Regions from separate parts of the Homo sapiens genome. Here region 1 is linked to region 2. Evidence: read pairs that join two places in POLR2A ChIA-PET (ENCODE). Cell type or tissue: Panc1. All regions are shown on one strand. Each heading gives the region's core, and the rest is flanking DNA. Links, peaks and the distances in the headings are about the cores only. Region 1 overlaps GNG7 (G protein subunit gamma 7). Region 2 has its middle 6.6 kb from the start of LINC01775.

Evidence for each region. ChIA-PET counts read pairs that join two places held together with the same protein. Peaks named below come from ENCODE experiments on the same cell type or tissue, not always from the same donor. Only the 100,000 strongest peaks of a DNase experiment are listed, where the experiment ranks them.
Region 1: POLR2A ChIA-PET joins it to region 2 with 8 read pairs; 34 of 35 experiments call an interaction of 5 or more read pairs at or near these places.

What each region holds. Positions count from the first base shown.
Region 1 is chr19:2,611,798-2,617,164 of GRCh38, reverse strand. All of the region lies in intron 2 of GNG7 (G protein subunit gamma 7), which reads left to right. Among named protein-coding and RNA genes, the nearest start is that of MIR7850, 16 kb to the left of the region's middle. In Panc1, for the core only: CTCF peaks have their summits at 3,175 and 4,737; no DNase peak of the experiment used is centred there; H3K27ac peaks cover 1,348 bases.
Region 2 is chr19:2,466,110-2,471,476 of GRCh38, reverse strand. No RefSeq gene overlaps it. Among named protein-coding and RNA genes, the nearest start is that of LINC01775, 6.6 kb to the right of the region's middle. RefSeq lists an enhancer at 1,827-1,926. In Panc1, for the core only: no CTCF peak of the experiment used is centred there; no DNase peak of the experiment used is centred there; H3K27ac peaks cover 844 bases.

The DNA.
Region 1 (5,367 bases), core at 117-5,116, 150 kb before region 2:
CACCCTGCAGTGCACCAGGATGGCCCCATCCCAGAGAATGATCCAGCCCTGAACGTCAGAGACTTTGGGTTAACGGAATGTAATTAGGCTGAAATAAGCTAAAGTTTTTCCGATAGTCACGTGCTGGGCAGCACACTGGTGGAAGGCTGGTGCAAAGCTTTCATGCCAGAACCTTCTGATTCCAAGACACTTTCATTCACAGTCACCTGCATGACCAGGGAGGCGGAGCTGCACTTATCCCGTGACCCCAGATGAGGAAACAGTCAGAGGAAGAGGCGGGCAGAACCCGGGCCCCACTGCTCTTGGCAGCTCTTGGAAACATCCTCCCCTAGGGCCCTGGTCACCAGCCTTGCCCAAGAACCCACCAGCTATATTTGTCTGGTTTTTTTTTTTGAGATGGGGTTTTGCTCAGGCTGGAGTGCGATGGCGTGATCTCGGCTCACTGCAACCTGCAACCTCTGCCTCCCGGGTTCAAGCAATTCTGCCTCAGCCTCCTGAGTAGCTGGGATTACAGGCACCCGCCACCATGCCCGGCTAATTTTGTATTTTTAGGAGAGACGGGGTTTCTCCCTGTTGGTCAGGCTGGTCTCAAACTCCTGACCTGAGGTGATCCGCTCGCTTTGGCCTCCCAAAGTGCTGGGATTATAGGCATGAGCCACCACACCCAGCCTTTCTTTGTTTGTTTTTTAATAGAGATGGAGTCTCTAGCCTGGCTAACATGACAAAACCTCATCTCTACTAAAAATACAAAAATTAGCTGGGCACGGTGGCACACGCCTGTAATCCCAGCTACTCGGGAGGCTGAGGCAGGAGAATCGCTGGAACACGGGAGGCAGAGGTTGCAATGAGTCGAGATCGTGCCATTGCACTCCAGCCTGGGCAGCAGAGCGAGACTCCGGCTCAAAATAATAATAATAAATTAGAGATGGGGTCTCACTATTTTGCCCAGGCTGGTTTTGAACTCCTGAGCTCAAGGGATCCTCTCGCCTCAGCCTCCCAAAGCACTGGGATCACAGGTGTGAGGTGCCATGCCTGGCCCACACCAGCTGTGTTTAATCAATGCTGGGCAGCCCTGCAGCTTGGTGACATCAGTGGGCCACTGGCTACTGGGTGTTTTTTCCATCCTGCCCTGTTCCCTGCTGGCACCAGGGGAAAAAGGCCCATACAGGAGTCTGTTCCAGGTCACCAGATCCTGGGGTGGCCCGTAAGGATTTGAAGGGGACAGGAGGCGCCCCTTTGCCGAGGCCCTTCACTGTGTCAGGCACATTGCTGGCTGCCGTGGGTGCACAATCTTAGGGAACCCTCCTGCCTCCTCCGCCTTGCTGCTTCCTTGCAAAGAAAATTTCCCACTGCAGAGGGCAGCTTAATTGCTCAGCAGTGGCTCTTCAGAATCTCACAGATGGGCCAGGCGTGGTGGCTCATGCCTGTAATCCCAGCACTTTGGGAGGCCGAGGCGGGCAGATCATGAGGTCAGGACATCGAGACCATCCTGGCTAACATGGTGAAACCCCATGTCTACTAAAAATACAAAAAAATTAGCCAGGCGTGGTGGTGGGTGCCTGTAGTTCCAGCTACTCTGGAGGCTGAGGCAGGAGGATCACTTGAGCCCAGGAGGCTGAGGTTGCAGTGAGCTGTGACTGCACCACTGCACTCCAGCCTGGGCAACAGAGCAAGACCCTATCTCAAAAAAAAAAAAAAAAAAAAAAAAAACCGGAAAAGACAAAGAAAATAGGATGAGGTGGCACCAAGAGGACAGAGTCTGTGCCACGTGGTGTCCAGGAAGGTCTCTAAGGAGAGGACATCCTTGCCGACCCCTGCAGGATGGGGAGGAGCATTGAAGGCAGGAGGAAGGACATTCTGGAGGGCTCCCTGGAGGCGGAGGTCTGGGGGAGCCTGAATGGTGGGAACCTGGGAGGTGGAGTTTGCAGTGAGCCGAGATCGCGCCACTGCACTCCAGCCTGGGCGACAGAGCGAGACTCCGTCTCAAAAAAAAAAAAAAGAGTGTCACAGATGGCACCTTCAGACCAGACAGTGGCCGCCCAGTACCCCGAAAGTGGCCTAGAAAGCGGGGCTATTCCACACACCTTGCCCAGCCCAGCACTGAAGCCAGGGAAGGAGGGCTTGGGCAGGAGCCGCGGCACAAATCACAGCTGCAAGTTCTGGCTCTGCCAATGGCTACGGGGTGACCTTCAACAATCAGCTGCCTGCCTCCTGCCTCAGTGCCTTGTTTAAAAGCTGAGGAACGCCTTGGCATTGAGAATTGATGTGTGATGCAAGATGGGGCAGCCGCCTTGGAAACCAGTCTGGTGGTTCCTCAAAAGGCTGAACGCGGAGTCGCCACATGACCCAGCAATTCCGCTCCTAGTTATCTGCCCAGAGGAATTGGAAGCAGGTGTTCAAATAGAACCTTGCCACAAATGTTCATACAGTACGATTCACAATGGCTAAAAGGTGGAAATGACCCAAGTGTCCGTCCGTGGGTAAATAGATAAACAGCGTGGCCCTCCACACACTGGAACGAGACTCAGCCGTGAACGAGACTCTGACCCAGGCCACGTGCAGCCTGGATGCCCCTTGAGGATGTCACACTCAGTGAGAGATGCCAGATCCAAAAGGCCACACAGTGTGTCATCCTATTTCTATGAAATGTCCAGGACAGGCCAGTCTAGAGAGGCAGGAAGGGGATGTGTGGGTGCCAGGGGCTGGGGAGGGGGATGGGAAGTGACAGCTGATAGGGATGGGGTGTCTTTTTGGGGGGCTGAGAATGTTCTAGAGCTAGCTAGAGATGATGGCTGCACGAATGCCACTGGATGTCTGGAAAGGGAGCTTTTTTGTTGTGTGCATTTCACCACACATGTGCCTGAGACCCGACGTGCAGGGCCCCCCTGCGGGTACACAGAGGGCAGGGAGAGGGTGCTAGGGAAAGTCGCCGCACCTGCTTTCTGGCGACCATGCTCAGGCTGTAGCTGGGGGAACTCTCTTCCCGCCCTCCTGGGACCTCTCGAGCCTCTTGAGTCTGCTCCCAGTGCCGTTCACCGGGTGGTGAGGATGTGGTCTCGCAACAGACGCCTGCAACGGACCCACCTGTGCGAGGCTGGCCCCCTTTACCCCGGGGGTAGGCGCGGGGCCCGAGTTCCCTGGGTGGATTCTGCATTGCACTTGCCGGCCTTTAGATGTCGCTGTGGCCGTGGCCTTCGCTGGCCTTAGGCTGCGAGCTTCTGTCTGATTCGCACCTTTCTCATTCAGGATCCACACACTGCTGCAGTCCGAGTTTCTTGGCATAGCCAGGGTCCCTTGATCTTCCCCCTCACCAATTAATTAAATCAGGATCTCTCCTGCTAGGTACTGTGGACATCTGGGGCTAGATCCTCTGGGGTCTGGCCATCCTGGGCACTGCAGGGTGCTGAGTGGCGTCCTGGCCTCCACCCACTCCATGCCGGGAGCACCTCCAGGCATGACAACCACAAATGTCCCCAGACATTGCCCAGTGTCCCCTGGGGGCAGGATCACCCCTGATTGAGACCCCCCGCCCAGGTTAGGGGAATCCACAGATTCCCCAAGAGACTCTGCATTCCGTGACCATCTCTCCTACTGAGGTCCCAGGAGGCTGCACACATTGAAATCCACACCCTGAGTGGGGAGGGAGAGAGGAGGAAGAGTCCCAGGAGCTGGGGGTCCCCCTGGTTTATGCCATCTGCCCCGTCGGGAGTTTATTCTTGTATCTACTGTGAGCAGGAGCGGGGACAGATTGCATTCTCCCCAAATAATTAATGCAGGATCTCCCCCTCTCCAGGTAGTGTAGACACCTGCTCTTCCAATGAGGCAGTGGCTTGAGACAATGGACTTTAGATGAGGGGCTGAGAGCCCAAAGCCCCCCTATGTGTTAATTCAACACCTAATTCAACGTATAGTTCAAGCAAACTCACCTAATTCAACGTAGGTGCTAATTCAGCAAGAGACTGTGCAGCCTGTAGCAGGAAGTAGGCTGCAGCCACCAGCCGGGTTAAACTTGCATCAGAAATTCTTTGTCTGAATTCCTTTTCCACGTCCCTTAAACACCATCCCTTTCCCTGGCTGGTTCTACCTGGCTGCAGGGCCATGTTGGGACACTCAGGGCCTGGGGCACATTTGCCCTCCTAGGCTACCTCCTCCGCTCTAAAAATGTCCGACGTTGGCCAGGCACCGTTGTTCACATCTGTAATCTCAACACTTTGGGAGGCCGAGGCGGACGGATCACCTGAGGTCAGGAGTTCGAGACCATCCTGGCCAACATGGTGAAAACCCGTCTCTACTAAAAATACAAAATTAGCCGGGTGTGGTGGTGGGTACCTGTAGTCCCAGCTACCCAGGAGGCTCAGGCAGGAGAATTGCTTGAACTGGGAGGTGGAAGTTGCAGCGAGCCGAGATCGCACCGCTGCCTGGGCGACACAGCAAGACTCTCAAAAAAAAAAAAAAAATTTCTCAAAAAAAAAAAAAAATTCTAAGCTGTATTTTACAATTGTCTTGGCATAAAGACAAACAGAATCCAGGCTGGATTCATGATTATACACTCACAAGTATTTTATTCATCTTTTGTCGACTGGATTTTAAAACATTTCCAGGAACCCTGGACCTGGGGCTTTTGTGCCGTGGGAGCCTGGGTCCTGCCTGGGGGGGGTCCTGGCTTCAGTCTTCTCACTGAGGCCCCTCCCCTCTCCCAGGCTGGGTCACCCCGATATGAAATGCCCAGGTCCCAGACACACCTTCTTTGCAGGCTGCTACCCTGGAACTGTTTTTAAATGTGGGTGATGCTGCCCCCCAGGGGGCACTGGGCGATGTTTGGGGACGTGTGGTTATCACAACTGGGATGCTCCTGGCATGGAGTGGGCGGAGGTCAGAGATGCTGCTGAGCACCCTGCAGTGCCCAGGATGGCCCCACCCCAGAGAAGGATGGGGCCCCAGGGGAGACCGTAGACCAAAGTCAATCCAATTATTAAAAAGAAAGAAAGATTTGGCCGGGCGCGCTGGCTCACACCTGTAGTCCCAGCACTTTGGGAGGCCAGGGTAGGCGGATCACGAGGTTGAGAGATCGAGACCATCCTGGCCAACATGGTGAAACCCGGTCTCTACTAAAAATACTAAAATTAGCTGGGCGTGGTGGCGGGTGCCTGTAGTTCCAGCTACTTGGGGAGGCTGAAGCAGGAGAATCGCTTAAACTCGGGAGGCGGAGGTTGCAGTGAGCTGAGATCACACTACTGCACTTCAGCCTGGTGACAGAGCGAGACTCCATCTCAAAAAAAAAAAAGATTTTTATTTTTATTTACTTTTACTTTTACTTTTTATTTTTTTAGAGACAGAATCTCCCTCTGTCGCCCAGGCTGGAGAGCA
Region 2 (5,367 bases), core at 147-5,146:
GGCGGGCGCCTGTAGTGCCAGCTACTCAGGAGGCTGAGGCAGGAGAATGGTGTGAACCCAGGAGGTGGAGCTTGCAGTGAACCGAGATCGCGCTACTGCACTCCAGCCTGGGTGACAGAGCAAGACTCCATCTCAAAAAAATAAGTAAATAAAAATAAAAAATAAAAAAACGTACTGCAGGCTGGGCACGGTGTTGCGGGGGGGCTTTGAAGTGATTAGGGTCAGATGAGCTCATGAGAGTGGAGTCTTCTAATGAGATTAGTTCCTTTCTCTTTTTCTTTTTTGAGACAAGGTCTCCCTGTATTGCCCAGGCTGGAGTGCAGTGGTGTGATCATGACTTCGTGCAGCCTCTGTCTCTAAGGGTAGACTCATGCCTGTAATCTCAGCCCCTTGGGGGCCAAGTGGGGAGGATCGCTTGAGCTCAGGAGTTCGAGACCAGCCTGGGCAACCTGGCAAGACTCCCATCTCTACAAATAATTTTTTTTTTGAGACGGAGTCTCGCTCTGTCACCCAGGCTCTGTCACCCAGGAGTGCAGTGGTGTGATCTCGGCTACTGCAAGCTCCGCCTCCCAGGTTCACGCCATTCTCCTGCCTCAGCCTCCAGAGTAGCTGGGACTACAGGCGCCCGCCACCTCGCCCGGCTAATTGTTTGTATTTTTAGTAGAGATGGGGTTTCACCGTGTTAGCCAGGATGGTCTCGATCTCCTGACCTCGTGATCCGCCCACCTCGGCCTCCCAAAATGCTGGGATTACAGGTGTTACCCACCACGCCTGGCCTTTTTTTTTTTTTTTTTTTTTGAGACGAAGTCTCTCTCTGTCTCCCAGGCTGGAGTGCAGTGGCACAATCTCAGCTCACTGCAACCTCTGCCTCCCGAGTTCAAGTGATTCTTCTGCCTCAGCCTCCCAAGTAGCTGGGATTACACTGCGCCCGGCTAATTTTTAGTAGAGATGGGGTTTCACATCTTGGCCAGGTTGGTTTCGTACTCCTGACCTCATGATCCACCCGCCTCGAGTTCCCAAAGTGCTGGGATTACAGGTGTGAGCTACCGCACGCAGCCACAAATAATTTTTTAAAAATTAGCCAGGTCTGATGGGCACACCTGTAGTCCCAACTACTCGGGAGGCTAAAGCAGGAGGATCACTTGAGCCCAGGAGTTTGAGGCTGCAGTGAGCTATGATCGCACCACTGCACTCCAGCCTGGGCGACAAAACAAGGCCCTGCCTCAAAAAGAAAAAAAAAAGTGGGGGCGGGCTGGGTGCAGTGGCTCATGCCTGTGATCCCAGCACTTTGGAAGGCCAAGGAGGGCAGATCACTTGAGGTCAGGAGTTCGAGACTAGCCCGGACAACATGGCGAAACCCCGTCTCTACTAAAAATACAAAAAGTTGGCCAGGCGTGGTGGCAGATGCCTGTAATCCCAGCTACTCAGGAGGCCGAGTCAGGAGACTCACTTGAGCCTGGGAGGTAGACATTGCAGTGAGCCGAGATCATGCCACTGCACCCCACCTGGACAACAGAGCAGGACTCTGTCTCAAAAAAAAAAAACGGTAAAAAGTCAGGTTCAAGGGGCTCTGGGGGCAGAGGTCCCAGGCAGCAGGCACAGTGTTTGAAAAGGCCCTGACGCAGGACCTCACCTGTTGCATTTGAGGAATCCCAAGGAGGCCCTGGGGGTGGAACAGAGTAAGCAAGAGGGAGAGCCGGGAAGATGAGCTCACAGAGACGGGCTTTGGGGGCTGCGGGGAGGGGTCTGCGTGTCACTCCGGATGTAGCCAGGAAGTGATTGGCAGCGGCTGGGCTCTGACATCATGTTTTTCTGCAAAGATGAACAAAACGAGCAAGACATGACTCCTGTCCCCAAGGAGAGGTTTCGGGATGGAGCTGAGTCATCATTTGAACTTGCAGACATTTGTAAGACAGGCCTGGGGTGGGAGGAGGTGGGATCACCACGCCAGGTGGCAGCGGAGGCTACGGCGAAGGCTGAGGCACATTTGGGAAATTCTGAGGACAGTGGCAGGGGAGGGGCAGGGAAACTGTGCACAGCAAGAGGCTGGCAGGTCTGGGACTATGCCTCGCAGAGAGAGGGAGAAGGAGAGGCTCTGTCTGAGGTCACGTTTGCCTGGTTCAAATCCCACCTGCAGCCGTCATCAGCTGTGTGTCCTTGGGTTGGTGGCTTAGCCTCCCTGAAACTCCCTCTTTTCATGGGAAAAGTCAGGTTGTGGAAATGTTTACCCAAAACAAGGACCTAGAATGGGCTTGGCATAGAAAGTGCTCCGTACACCTCCCCTACTGTAGTGACCTCGAAAGCCACTCGAATGCCGGACGCGGTGACTCACACCTGTAATCCCAACACTTTGGGAGGCCAAGGCGAATGGATCACTTGAGGTCAGGAGTTCGAGACCAGCCTGGCCCACATGGTGAAACCCCCTCTCTCCTAAAAATGCAAAAATTAGCTGGGTGTGGCGGAAGGCGCCTGTAATCCCAGCTACTCCGAGAGGCTGAGGCACGAGAATCGCTTGAACCCGGGAGACGGAGCTTGCAGTGAGCTGAGATCGCACCACTGCACTCCAGCCTGGGAGACAGAGTGAGACTCTGACTCTGTCTCAAAAAAAAAAAAAAAACAGAACGGTATATCCATCAGGCAGGACATTCCTGGGGCCTAAGAGTCACCTCCCAGTGGCTGAAACAAAAGCCAGATCTCTCTCTGGTCGAGGCAAAATTTCTTGCTACACAATGGACAGGAATCATTCGCCTTGCACTGAGTATTTTACAACTTACACACTTGCTCACAGACATCGGAACAGCTGGAACCCCCGGCAGCAGGCATTGCAGACAATGCTAGCATGGTGGGCAGCTTCGGGCCTGGCTCCAGTGATCCCCCAGGGTGGTTAATTTTTTTTTTTTTTTTTTTCTTAGAGATGGGCTTCGCTCTATTGCCCAGGCTTGAATGCAGTGACATCGCAGCTCACTGCAGCCTTGAACTCCTGACTTAAGGAATCTTCCCATCTCAGCCTCCCAAATAGCTGGGATTGCAGGCATGGGCCACCACACCCCGCTATGCAGGGGTTCTTCCTGCCCACTGCATAAAGAAAGACCACGTGACTGGGTGCAGGGGCTCACGCCTGTAATCCCAGCACTTTGGGAGGCCAAAGTGGGAGGATTCCTTGAGTCCAGGAGTTTGAGACCAGCCTGGGCAACATAGGGAGACCCCCAGTCTAACAAAGTATTTTACTTAAAAAAAAAAAAAAAATAGAGGCTGGGCGCGGTGGTTCACACCTGTAATCCCAGCACTTTGGGAGGCCGAGGTGGGCAGATCACCTGAGGTCGGGAGTTCGAGACCAGCCTGGCCAACATGGAGAAACCCCGTCTCTACTAAAAATACAAAATTAGCCGAGCATAGTGGTGGCGGGCGCCTGTAATCCCAGCTATTCGGGAGGCTGAGGCAGGAGAATCGCTTGAACCCGGGAGGCGGAGATTGCAGTGAGCTGAGATTGAGCCACTGCACTCCAGCCTGGGCAACAGGGTGAGACTGTCTCAAAAAAAAAAAAAAGAAAAGAAAGGAAACAACGAAAGAGAAAGAGACCACAGCATTGTAGTAGAGAAAGAGTTTAATAGACATGAGGCTGGCCACGCCACGTGGGAGATGGAATTCATAAATCAACTTGTTCAAACCTCATAGGTTAGAGGTTTTTCTTTATTGCGACGAGTCTCGCTCTGTCACCAAGGCTGGGGTGCAGTGGCGCCACCTCAGCTCACTGCAACCTCTGCCTCCTGGGTTCAAGCAATTCGCAACCTCTGCCTCCTGGGTTCAGGAGGTTCTCCCGCCTCAGCCTTCTGAATAGCTGGGATTACAGGTGCACGCCACCACATCCAGCTAATTTTTTTTTTTTTTTTTTTGGTGGAGATGGAGTTTCACCATGTTGGCCAAGCTGGTCTCGAACTCCTAACCTCAGGTGATCCGTTCACCTCAGCCTCCCAAAGTGCTGAGATTCCAGGCGTGAGCCTCCACGCCCAGCCTAGGTTAGGGGTTTTTCAAGGGCAGTTTTGTGGGAAGGAGTGGGAGTGGGCCAGGTAAACAGGTGCTTGCTGCTGGTTGGTTGGGGGCAGAGATGGACTCACAGCAGGTTGCAGGGGTCCTCCTGCCGGCCAGATCGCTTCTGTGTGGAACCTCAGGAGCAGGGTTGTCAGTCCAGGTGGAGCCACGGGTGTCAGACATGCAAAACACGTGGAAAGACATCTCAAAAGGCCAAACTACAATAATGGTGTTATTTGCAGGAGTAATTGGGGGAACCACATCTCTTTTTTTTTGTTTTTTTTTTGTTTTTTTTTTGTTTTTTTGCATGCTGAGTTTCGCTTTGTCGCCCAGGCTGGAGTGCAGTGGTGAGATCTCGGCTCACTGCAACCTCTGCCTCCCAGGTTCAAGCGATTCTCCTGCCTCAGCCTCCCAAGTATTTGGGACTACAGGCATGGGCTACCAAGCCTGGTTAATTTTTGTATTTTTAGTACAGATGGGGTTGCACCATGTTGGCCAGGCTGGTCTTGAACTCCTGGCCTCAAGTGATCCACCCGCCTTGGCCTCCCAAAGTGCTGGGATTACAGGCGTGAGCCGCCGCACCTGGCCTGGAAGCTGCATATCTTATAACCTCCAGAATAACGTTTGCACCTTAACAGATGTCAGGCTCCCCTCCTCCCTCAACCTGAAGGCCTCAGGTTAGCTTGACAAAAGCTGTTGGGTTTTGTGCAAGGTCTACTATCACTTAAACTGTAGCCTAAATGTCTTCCCAAGTTAGCTGGGCCCAATAGCCCAGGAATAATTAAGGCAAGATGGGGGTTAGTTAGTTTAGCCTACTGTTATAATTTTCTCGGCTGGACGTGGTGGCTCACGCCTGTAATTCCAGCACTTTGGGAGGCCAAGGCGGGCGGATCACGAGGTCATGAGATCGAGACCATCCTGGCCAACATGGTGAAACCCCATCTCTACTAAAAATACAAAACTTAGCTGGGCATGGTGGCGCGTGCCTGTAGTCCCAGCTATTTGGGAGGCTGAGGCAGCAGAATCGCTTGAACCCGGGAGGCGGAGGTTGCAGTGAGCCGAGATTGTGCCACTGCACTCCAGCCTGGGCGACAGAGCGAGACTCCGTCTCAAAAAAAAAAAATTTTTTTTTCTCACTGATAGAACTTTTGCAAAGGCGCTTTCAGCTAATTTTATTTTTTGTAGATATGGGGCCCTGCTCTGTTACCCAGGCTGGTCTTGAACTCCTGGCCTCAAGCGATCCTTCCTCCTTGGCCTCCCAAAGGGCTGGGATCACAGGATGAGCAGCTACTGCACCCGGCTGTATGATGCTTAATTTTTTTTTTTTTTTTTTTTTTT